2 separate regions of the Homo sapiens genome follow, and region 2 is linked to region 1. A link is an interaction called in ENCODE POLR2A ChIA-PET data of the cell type or tissue named here. Cell type or tissue: OCI-LY7. All regions are shown on one strand. Each heading gives the region's core, and the rest is flanking DNA. Links, peaks and the distances in the headings are about the cores only.

The links. ChIA-PET counts read pairs that join two places held together with the same protein. Peaks named below come from ENCODE experiments on the same cell type or tissue, not always from the same donor. Only the 100,000 strongest peaks of a DNase experiment are listed, where the experiment ranks them.
Region 2: POLR2A ChIA-PET joins it to region 1 with 10 read pairs; 5 of 35 experiments call an interaction of 5 or more read pairs at or near these places.

The regions. Positions count from the first base shown.
Region 1 is chr11:118,260,899-118,266,276 of GRCh38, forward strand. MPZL2 (myelin protein zero like 2) reads right to left here and starts at 3,399. Exons shown (of 6, transcript NM_005797.4): 1 at 3,198-3,399; 2 at 2,033-2,199; 3 at 1,540-1,750. The coding sequence starts at 3,255. RefSeq lists an enhancer at 3,151-3,200. In OCI-LY7, for the core only: CTCF peaks have their summits at 310 (motif pointing left) and 3,550 (motif pointing right); no DNase peak of the experiment used is centred there.
Region 2 is chr11:118,392,213-118,397,590 of GRCh38, forward strand. It overlaps UBE4A (ubiquitination factor E4A), which reads left to right. Exons shown (of 20, transcript NM_001204077.2): 19 at 526-683; 20 at 4,102-5,378. The coding sequence ends at 4,228. All of the region lies in intron 3 of LOC100131626 (a long non-coding RNA gene), which reads right to left. Among named protein-coding and RNA genes, the nearest start is that of ATP5MG, 6.7 kb to the right of the region's middle. In OCI-LY7, for the core only: no CTCF peak of the experiment used is centred there; no DNase peak of the experiment used is centred there.

The DNA of each region.
Region 1 (5,378 bases), core at 57-5,056:
TAAGCCCTCAGAGCCAGAAAGGACATTAGAGAATGTCTAGCCCAGGATTCCCAGCCTTGACTCCATGAAGGAGGATGGGGAAGAGGATGGAAGGTAGTCTGCAAGCCCACAGAATCCAAGTCTCATTTTGTATGTCTCCACTGTTTTATGGGAAGCAGGGCCATGGCTTTTATTTGATTCTCAAAGAATAATTATCCACATATATTTAAGAACCACTGATTTTTTGTGTGTTTAACCTCTTCATTGTGCAGATGAAGAAACTGAGGTCCAAAACCATTACATTATTTCTTTCAATACTCAAATGACTTCTGCAAGGTCACACAGCCCTCTATTGGTGGGGCATTGAGAAATGGTTTTAAACTGTACTATGAATGAAAGGAAATCGTACCACTGCACAGGCTTATATGTTTGGAGTAGTGTTGGTTAAGAGCACACACCAGAGAGCACTAGGTTGAAATACTTAGCTGTGTGATTTGAAGTAATTAACTTCTTTGAGCCTCAGTTTCCTCATGTATAAACAGAGATAATGATATTCATTTCTTGAGTTCTTAATAAAAAATAAAATAATTCATGTAAGTTGTTCCTTGCTGTGCCTGTACAAAATAAACACTCAATGTATGGTAGCTGTTAAGTACAATTCAGAGGTTGGGACATATTCACATTTATTATCTCATTTTATCCTCACTGTGATCCTTACTGTGTTATTCTCACTTTACAGATGAGGAAAATAAGACTTATTGATAGCTGGTAAATGGTAGCAATGACTCAAACCCAGATCTACAATTCATAAGTTTCGTGTACTTTGCTCTTTGTTGCTTGGCATGGTTTTCCAGATTGTCCTTTATAGGGATGCAGACAATACAATGCACCAATTTAGAGCACAGTTTTAGATTCAAAGTTGATTGGGTTTGAGTCCTAAGTTACTCCATTTATCAGCTACGTGACTCAGGGCAAATGACTTAACCTCTGTGAGCCTCGTTTCCTCATTGGCAAGATGGGAGGCATTAAATGCACAATAAACTGATGAGATATGTAAAGATTAAATAAAATGTGTCATGTAAAGCCCCTGACATTTGGGAAGTACTCAGTAAGTGTTAGCTCCCATCATTAGTACCTGCCTCCTAGAGTGGTGTGGGGATTCAATGAGATAGTGTATGTCATGCACTTTTGACGGTGCCTAGCATTAGAGTAGGTACTCAATAAGTATCTCGAATAAATGAGTGAGTGAACAGACCTGTTGTAAGCCTTTCATCAAAGAATTGCTCCCTCTCCCTTTCACAATCTCAATGCCATTTTTGTAACGGATTCTCTGAGTTCCTTTGCTTTACTTTCTGTTTCTTTCCACAGCCAAACAAAGCCTTTCTCTTTTTACCCCAGAACTCTTCGGTCTCCCTCTGAGGCTCCCAGTTCTGAAGGGCTAGTCCCTCTCTCTATCCATCACAAAAGATTGTCCCTCTCTCTCAGCCTTAACAAAGATTGCCCCTTTCTTTTCTACAAGCTCTCATCCTTTCCAAAACCACTGTTCCCTGCATAACCTACCAGTGTGCACGACGCTGAGCCGGATCTCCCCTATCACCCCATCAACATCAGGTGGGTTCTTCACCTGGCAGGTGTATGTCCCATTGTCGTCGAACTGCAGTTTCCAGAGAAGGATGGAGGCATCGTACCGCTCAGGATTCCCATCCCAAGACACCCGGTCCTTAAACCGCCCACTCATGGGTTGGAAGGGATCTATGTGGTAGTAGAATACCTAGAGAGGGGAAATGGCAAAAGGTCTTCTTACTCAGCACCCAGGCAAGGAGGCCAAGATGGTGGGAGCGGAAGTGAAACACCAGCAAACCCAACTGTCCTGTCTGCAGCTCTGTCACTTGCTTTCCCCTTCAACGGCCTCTCAGTCTCTGTCCCAAGAATTGTTTCCGAGCTTAACCTTGTGCTTGCTGCTAAGAAAAATACTGGAAGGGAAAGGAGAAATGGACTGGCTTATTATTTCCCTAAACAAGAGTACCCTGGAAAATGATGATAATCTACTTACAAACTGCTCAGGTCCCCCGTCTAGAGGACGAAAATTCCAGGTCACTGTTAGAGCATCACCCACAGGGGCAAAGCTGGAGAAAGTGCATTTTAACCGAGCATCTGTCCCATTAACAGCCTCCAGCACCCGGGAGGTATAAATTTCCACAGCTGCTATAGGCCAAAGAGCTGCAATGAAAAAGAAGAAAAAGAAGGGTTAACAGGGGATGTAGTATTGTGAGAACTTCTGCTGACACTTCCAAAATAAATATCTGAGTAGGACTTAAAGTAAAGTGAAACTGAGATGCCCCATCTCCCAAACTTACTTCACCCAGAATCTACATACTCCTACCTGTATGCAGCCTGGACCCTCCCATTCCATGTGACAACTAAACTACCACACAGCAAGCCTTCGCAGTGCTTTTACTTTCTCCACAGCATTAAAGCCTCGCCTCGTGGTACTGACTTCAAAACTGTTATAACAAACTACAAACATCCGCAAATAGAATTGAAAGCATAAACAAAAAATTAAAATGAATCATAACATTGATTAGACATTACATTATGTATTAAGGTTAAGCATTATGTGTTGTATGTAAAGTGGTCTCCTAGCAGGTAAGTTTTCCAGATGGGTCCTTAGGTGGATTTCATACTGTTACTAGTCTATTGCAGAAACTGAATTAATCAACTCCAGACAGCTTATGTTTGCCTGCACCCCTAGAACCTTTGTACCACGTGGCATTTTTTTAAACTTGATATTTACATTTAGAATGTGTGTGTTGGGGCACTTTCAAAATCACAGTAGGTCTCTCTCTAACAATCTCCACTTTCCTGGTGTTGCTGAGAGTCACAGACAAGACCCACACACAGAAATCCAAATGCCAAGTCCTGCCAGCAGTGGGAGGTTGAGAACAGCCACACACAAAAAAATGGCATGTAACCTGAGATTAGAAAGCCCTCTCTGTGCCTGAATCACTGGCAGCTGAACACACCTAAACCTGTTTGTCCGAGAGCAGTTCTCCAAAAACAGTCCACCAACTTTGGTTTCAGTAAAACCCAAAGTAAAACAAACTGTATCTGTGGCTCAGGCTCCCAAACAAAAGTCTTGCAACTTCTAAGACAATTAGCTAACTTTATAGAGTGAGCAGTGAAGGAGGAAACTCTGAGAGAAGCCCGCCGGCTCTTACCTGTGAGCTGTATGCCAAGGAGAAGAAGCACCGCACGAGTAGAGCTCTTGCCATACATGAGGGAAACCCAGCCTTGGCCCCAGAGACCGGACGGGGCAGACCGAGGGCTCCAACACCCTGCCAAGGCCACTCCGGGAGGAGCAAGCACCGCGTTTTCCCAGAGAGAGGAGTTTGAGTTGAGTTCCTCACCTGTGCCTGTGACTCAGCCCGCTCTGCCTGTGCACTTTTCTGAAATGAAAGGTGGGGCCTCAGCTCCCAATGCCCTCCTTCCTTTCCTCTCTCCCGCCCTCTACACGAACGAGCATGAGCACGTCTGCACAAAGGTCCCAAACTCCCGCAGTCCTCTCTTTACTTTCAGTTAATCTGACTGGGCTCTGGCCTCTAGATGGCCTCGGAAACAGCCAGAGGAGGTGGTGCCAGTCTGAAATGTCCCAGACTGTTATGGGTTTGGCCCCCACACGCCCTTTTAAAACAGGCTTTAGGCTTGCCTGGGAAGTGAATGTTGAAACTGTCCTGCAGTGATTCCACTTCTCAAAGCACCACCCCAGGGCCACATTCACTTGGGACTGGATTCGATACAATTTCAAAACGGGAGTCGGAATTCCTTAGGACCCTCTGTGGACAAAAAGCTGATACCCCTGTTACCACAAGGATTCCTGCACTTCTTCTAGTTTGTAGCTTTCCAGGAGACCTGGCAGAAACAACAAATCAAATCTCCATGCTTAACAATCCTTTACCTTTGAAGACTTTAAAAACAAATGAGGACACCATCCCTGCTCATTCACCCTGCCATCCGAGTGCAATCTACAAAGTGCTCTCCTGCTGATTGTTTCATCTCCATTAACGCCCTTGTGAAGCATTCCCATTCTACCAGTGAGGACGCTAAGAACCCGAGGAAGGTAAATGATTTGCCCAAGGTTGCACAGCTACCATGTGGCAAAACCAGAACTTTTCTTAAAAATCTAGCGTTCTTTCCACCAAATAACAGCTAATATGAACAATCAGACATGGGGCTCTCAAGGAAAAGGTTTTCATGATAACTTTGTTGTGCCTCGGATTTCATCTGTCATTTTTTGAATAGCTAAATGACTGAGAAGTCTAAAGAGCTGAGGAATCTAAACGAGAAAAGATGCCTCCTTGTCTGGAAAGAGGGTGGGTCATCTTTACAGATTAATGAAGCGGCACAGAAACATCGGTAGGAGGGGGATGAAGATTACACATGCAGTTAAGAAGTAGGCTGGGCTGGGAATCTAACCCTGAAAAAAGACAGATTGCGTTTATCCCTGGATTAGCAGTCTAGAAACTCTTCAGTCACTCATAAAATCTTCTAGCTGAATCCAGAGCAGAAAGGGTGGCAGGAACAAGAGAAGGCGGCAGGCTGAGTAGAAAAAAATAAAACATCATAAAGAGGGAAGAAAAGAGAAAATTCTACCAAAAGAGAGGAGAATGCAGAAGTGCAGAAAACAGAAAGCAACAGGAGAAAGATGACATGGGCATGGAGCAAAAACAGGTAGACAACCACAAAAATCCATTGTGTTGGAACTCAGAAAGCAGAGGTGGCCCCAAATGCAGACCAGCTGTGTGCTAGTGAAAATCTGTTGCATGGTGAGAGTTTCTGAAAACTGTGTGGCGTCTTTGTCAGATTCTAGTTCAGAAAGGGACCTAAAATCAGTCTGCTGGGGGAACCTTTCAGATGTTGGTGAGGAAGGATAAGATACAGCCTTTCTGGTATGTAGGTCAGAAGAGTTCAGCTCCAGGACCCTGAAAGAAAAAGAGTTAAGGAAACTTGATCTTGGTTGGCTTCCAACTTTGCAGGGAAATACAGCTACAGAGGAAGGAGAGGTAGAGCCAGGATTTTGAAGTCTACAGCAAATTGCAAAAACTGGTGAGAGGTAGAGTTACCAAAGAGCTCAGGGATGCAGTGAAAAGCAACAGGAGAAGAATCAGGGCAGGAAGAACTGAACAAACTGCCTGTTGTCAGGAGCAGAAATCCCTCCCCCAGGTAGCCAAACACCCATGAGCTGGTTGCCAGCCTTGCTCTGAGGGGCAGGAGTTATCCAGATCCCACTTCTCAGCTGAGTTCAAGTTCCTGGCTTAGTGCCTGGCAACGCCCAGTTCCTTCCAGTTAGCAGGAGTGGCTCCACAGTCAACCACTTCACCTCACTGGGCAAGGAAGAGGCC
Region 2 (5,378 bases), core at 348-5,347, 130 kb after region 1:
CATCTTTGTTTAGAGCTTAGCCAGGTGGATCCCTGAGGAACTCAAGTTGTGAAGGAATTAAATGTCAAAATGACTTTAAAATTCCTATACCTGTTTGTATCAAAAATCAAAAACTGCTTTTCATACGCAGGCTGCATGAGTGACTCTAATTATGCAAATAATACCCTCCTCCATTCTCCCTTCTCCATCCACTTTTGAATTATGGCATTTACAACAGAACTGTTGCCAGATGGATGTTATATCTGATGTATTTCTTTTCCTCCTAACATTTAAACCCATTTCCAGTATGACTGCCAGCAGCTGAGCCAACCTAAAGGTCCAGAGTTGGGGCTCAATGCTTAATTTGTTCTTAGAATATCTTGGCTTGTTTTTGAGAAAATGAAGCTCACGTGTGTCACTGTCACTGTCAAGGGTTATTAATGACCTGTTTTTTTATTTTTGAGATGGAGTCTTGCTCTGTCATTGAGCACGCTGAATTCAGCTACACTGTGAATTCACTTTAACTACCAGATGTTGTATACTCAGTCTCTTGCAGACCTCCAACAACAGGAAGAGGAAACCTATGCAGATGCCTGTGATGAGTTCCTGGATCCCATTATGAGCACACTGATGTGTGACCCTGTGGTGCTGCCATCTTCCAGAGTCACTGTGGATAGATCCACCATTGCAAGACATTTGCTCAGGTAGGCCAGTCCCAAAAACAGACTCAAGAGCATATATATATATTAGTTTGCTATCTTTTTCTCCCAGGCACCTAAGACAGTACTTTGCACCCAACACATACCACATATTATTGATTTACTGATATGTTGGAAGACATTTTGGTTTCAATTGCTAGGATATAAACATTTCAAAACAAAACATTCTGTTGAGAAATGCTAACTCTAACCTCACCTCTTCCTGCCTTAAGAAAATAATTTCTGGCCGGGTGCAGTGGCTCATGCCTGTAATCCCAGCACTTTGGGAGGCCGAGGCAGGTGGATCACTTGAGGTCAGGAGTTTGAGACCAGCCTGGCCAACATGGTAAAACCCCGTCTCTACTAAAATACAAAAAATTAGAGGGGCATGGTGGTGCGCACATGTAGTCTGAGCTACTCAGGAGGCTGAGGCAGAAGAATTGCTTGAACCCAGGAGGCAGAGGTTGCAATGAGCCGAGATCGCACCACTGCACTCCAGCCTGGGCTCAGGTGATCCTCCTACCTCAGCCTCTGGAGTAACTGGGACTACAGGCATGCACTAACACGCCCAACTAATTTTTGTATTTTTTGTAGAGACAGGGTTTCACCATGTTGCCCAGGCTGGTCTTGAACTCCTGGGTTCAAGCGATCCAACCGCCTCAGCCTCCCAAAGTACTGGGATTACGGGTGTGAGCCACTGTGCCTGGCCTGTTTTTTTATTTTTGCGACAGAGTCTCGCTCTGTCACCAAGGCTAGAGTGCAGTGGCGCGATCTCAGCTCACTGCAAGCTCCGCCTCCCAGGATCAAGTGATTCTTCAGCCTCAGCCTCCCGAATAGCTGAGACTACAGGTGAGCACCACCACATCTGGCTAATTTTTGTATTTGTAATAGAGATGAGGTTTCACCATATTGGCCAGGCTGGTCTTAAACTCCTGATTTCAAGTGATCCTCCCACCTCAGCCTCCCAAAGTGCTGGGATTATAGGCATGAGCCACCTCACCCAGCCTGCTTTTTCTAATTCAGGTTTTACACTATATTCACCATGTGGATTAACTCACGTTCTGTTGCTGTTGTTGTATCAGCTGTGGTAACCATGAACTTTCCCCAGCCTGCCTATTCTTCGGACAGTCTGCCCCATTATAACTATAGAAAAGACAGGAATGAAGCAATAAATGGTAGCTTATTAGCTGCTTAATGGGCCCCTTAACTTTTTTTAGTCCGGCATTAGAAAGAAATGAGTACTGAGAGACTCTGCCTATTTATATATTTATTTATCTATTTTTTTGAGACAGGGTCTTGCTCTGTCACCAGGCTGGAGTGCAGTGGCATGATCTCAGCTTACTGTGGCCTCACCCTCCCAGGCTCAAGCAACCCTCCCATCTCAGCCTCACCAAGTAACTGGGACCACAGGCCATGCACCACTGTTCCTGGCTTATTTATTTTTGTATTTTTTGTAGAGAAGGGGTCTCTCCATGTTACCCAGGCCAGTCTCAAACTCCTGGGCTCAAGCAGTCCACTCACATCAGCCTCCCAAAGTGCTGGGATTACAGGCATAGCCACCTTGTTTGGCCTCTCCATATTTAAAATTAAGTTATATCGAGCCAGGCACAGTGGCTCACGTCTGTAATCCCAGCACTTTGGGAGGCTGAAGCAGGTGGATCACTTGAGATCAGGAGTTCGAGACCAGCCTGGCCAACATGGTGAAACCCCGTCTCTACTAAAAATACAAAAATTAGCCGGGAGTGGTGACACATGCCTGTTGTAATCCCAGCTATTTGGGAGGCTGAGGCAGGAGAATCACTGGAACCTGGGAGGCAGAGGTTGCAGTGAGCCAAGATCACACCACCGCACTCCAGTCTGGGTGACAGAGCGAGACTCGTCTCAAAAAAAAAAAAAAAATTAAGTTATATCTCTACAAAAAATTATTTTTAATTAGCCAAGTATAATGGCACATGCCTGTAGTCCTAGCTACTCAGGAGGCTGAGGCAGATCGCTTGAGCACAGGAATTCAAGGCTGCACTGAGTTATGATGGCAGCACTGCACTCCTGCCTGGGCAGCAGAGCAAGACACCGTCTCTAAATAAACAGATAGATACATGTGGTATACTTTGACCCAAAGTTAAGGAAATTTTTAAATATTAAAAAGATGAATTTTTGGCCAGGTGCAGTGGCTTACGCCTGTAATCCCAGCACTTTGGGAGGCCAAGGCAGGTGGATCACCCTGAGGTCAGGAGTTTAAGACCAGCCTGGTCAACATGGTGAAACCCCATCTCTACTAAAAATACAAAAATTAGCTGGGCATGATAGCACGTGCCTGTAGTCCCAGCTACTCGGGAGGCTGAGGCAGGAGAATCCCTTGATCCTGGGAGGCAAAGGTTGCAGTCAGCCAAGATCACGCCACTGCAACTCCAGCCAGGGCAACAGAACAAGACTCCATCTCAGAAAAAAAAAAAAAAAAGAATTTTCTACCTCTTGGTATTTGGTATTAAGCATTCACTATATCGCTCGAAATGTGGCCCAACAAAAATTCATAACGTTTCTTAAAACATTACAAGAACTTATGTATAGGCCAAGACAGTTCTTCCAATGTGGCCTGGGAAGCCAAAAGATTGACATCTGTCATAAACCTTCTTATGTTTCAAGAAACCATAATCTGCATGTACTTGCATAACAATCAGCTGACTAAATCAAATGTTGGTCTACAAGGCTTTATTCCTTAACATCTCATACTGTTCTAAGAATCTGTCACTATAATTACAAATAGTTCTTTACACTGACATGAATGTATAGTGTCTCTGCCTTAGAGAAATCTAAAGGTGACAGAAGCATAGCATTTTTTAAGCCACTGTAATTAAATATCATCTGAACAGCAGTGTTGAGACAAAGTTTATTAAGAAATAGAGGCCAGGTGGGTGGCTCACGCCTGTAATCCCAGCGCACTTTGGGAGGCCAAGGCTGGTGGATCACTTGAGGCCAGGAGTTTGAGAGCAGCCTGGCCAACATGGTGAAACTCTGTTTCTACTGAAAATACAAAAATTAGCTGAGTGTCATGGTGCAGGCCTGTAATCCCAGCTACTTGGGAGGCTGAGGTCAGAGAATAGCTTTCACCCAGGAGGCAGAGGTTGCAGTGAGCAGAGATAACGCCACTGCACTCCATCCTGGGTGCCACTGCACCAGCCTGGGCGACAGGGCAAGACTGTCTCCAAAAAAAAAAAAAAAAGAAAGAAAGAAATAGACAAAGTAGCTACAAAAACTCCTGAATCATCTTGTTCTCACTCTTTCTAACCCCAACTCGGCATTTGACTCAAAGTTATAATGCACTCTGGCTTCATTCTTAAGATGCGACGCCCAGGTGTTCTGTTTTTGGCTTAGAATGTTAGAACTTATGGAAATAACCCTATTTCCCTTTCTCTCTTTGTCCCAGTGACCAAACAGATCCCTTTAACCGTAGTCCCCTCACCATGGACCAGATCCGGCCAAACACAGAACTAAAAGAAAAAATCCAACGGTGGCTTGCAGAGAGGAAACAACAAAAGGAGCAACTTGAATAGATACTGTGAACTAACCAAACCAAAACCAACCCCAGAGTGCAGATAAACAATTGTTTGTGGTTTCTCTCTTTCTGGTTCTGTTCCTTTTCTTTCTTCTTTTCTTTTTCTTTTTTTTTTTTTTTTTTACTAAATTAGAGAACTGCTCTTGCTGAAATTATGATAGTTAAGATTCCTAAGAACTTGACAATGCTCCCCTGGCTTGCAGGAAATTATACTTATTATAGCATCACCAAGTTTAGAAATCATCACTAATTTTCACCCTCTGTTGTCTCTTCATATTCTTCTTCCTTTTCCTAAATGAAATTATATTATTTCAACTACTAAAACTTCCCGCCACCCTGCTATTTCTCTTCCAATTACTGTTCAAACATTTTTGGTGAGTGCTGCTTTTATAAATATGTGATGTCACATATTTCAGTGACAGCTGATGTTATCAGAAAAATCCTGTTATCCTGTGTATTTACTAGTCCTCATGATCTAGACTTAACCCCTTTTCTGTGTTACAGAGTAACTTCACATAAAAGCAGATACCTTTAAGTTTGTGTAGACTTCTGAATAAGATGATAGACGAGAATTTTTTTTAAAAAAGGAATTTAAAGGAATCTTGTGCAACTTCTGTTGATAGCTCTTAATTTTGTTATACAGTCTTTTTAATGAGGATTGGTAGGGCAATCCTACCAATTGATGGGGGTGAGGAGACTGTTGGGCCCTTATTCTCTTATGAAAATCTGTTTCTACAAGGACTAGGCCTAAGTAGATTTAGGCAACGGGTATCATATCCATGAAAAATGTCATTTTAAGACACTAATATCAACAGTATATCTCAGTGTGTGAGATATATAAATACACATACACCCCATGTGCTTTTTTGTTGGTTTAGTGTAAACTGAGTACCACTTTATATTTTCTCTTCCATAGTGAGATGTATGCAGTATGTGGCCATGTTTACTAACATACTCATTCTTCACAAAATTCTGAGATTATAAAATGTATATAGTTAATATTTGTTTGAGCTTGTGACCTGACTTCTAAGAGCTACTTCTAACACAGCCTTAGGTCTTCAATTAACAAAGTAGGAAGTTGAGCACAACCTTGTCCACAGCCATTTTAAATATCCACTTAGCCCTGTGTAGTTGGTAGGTGGACACCA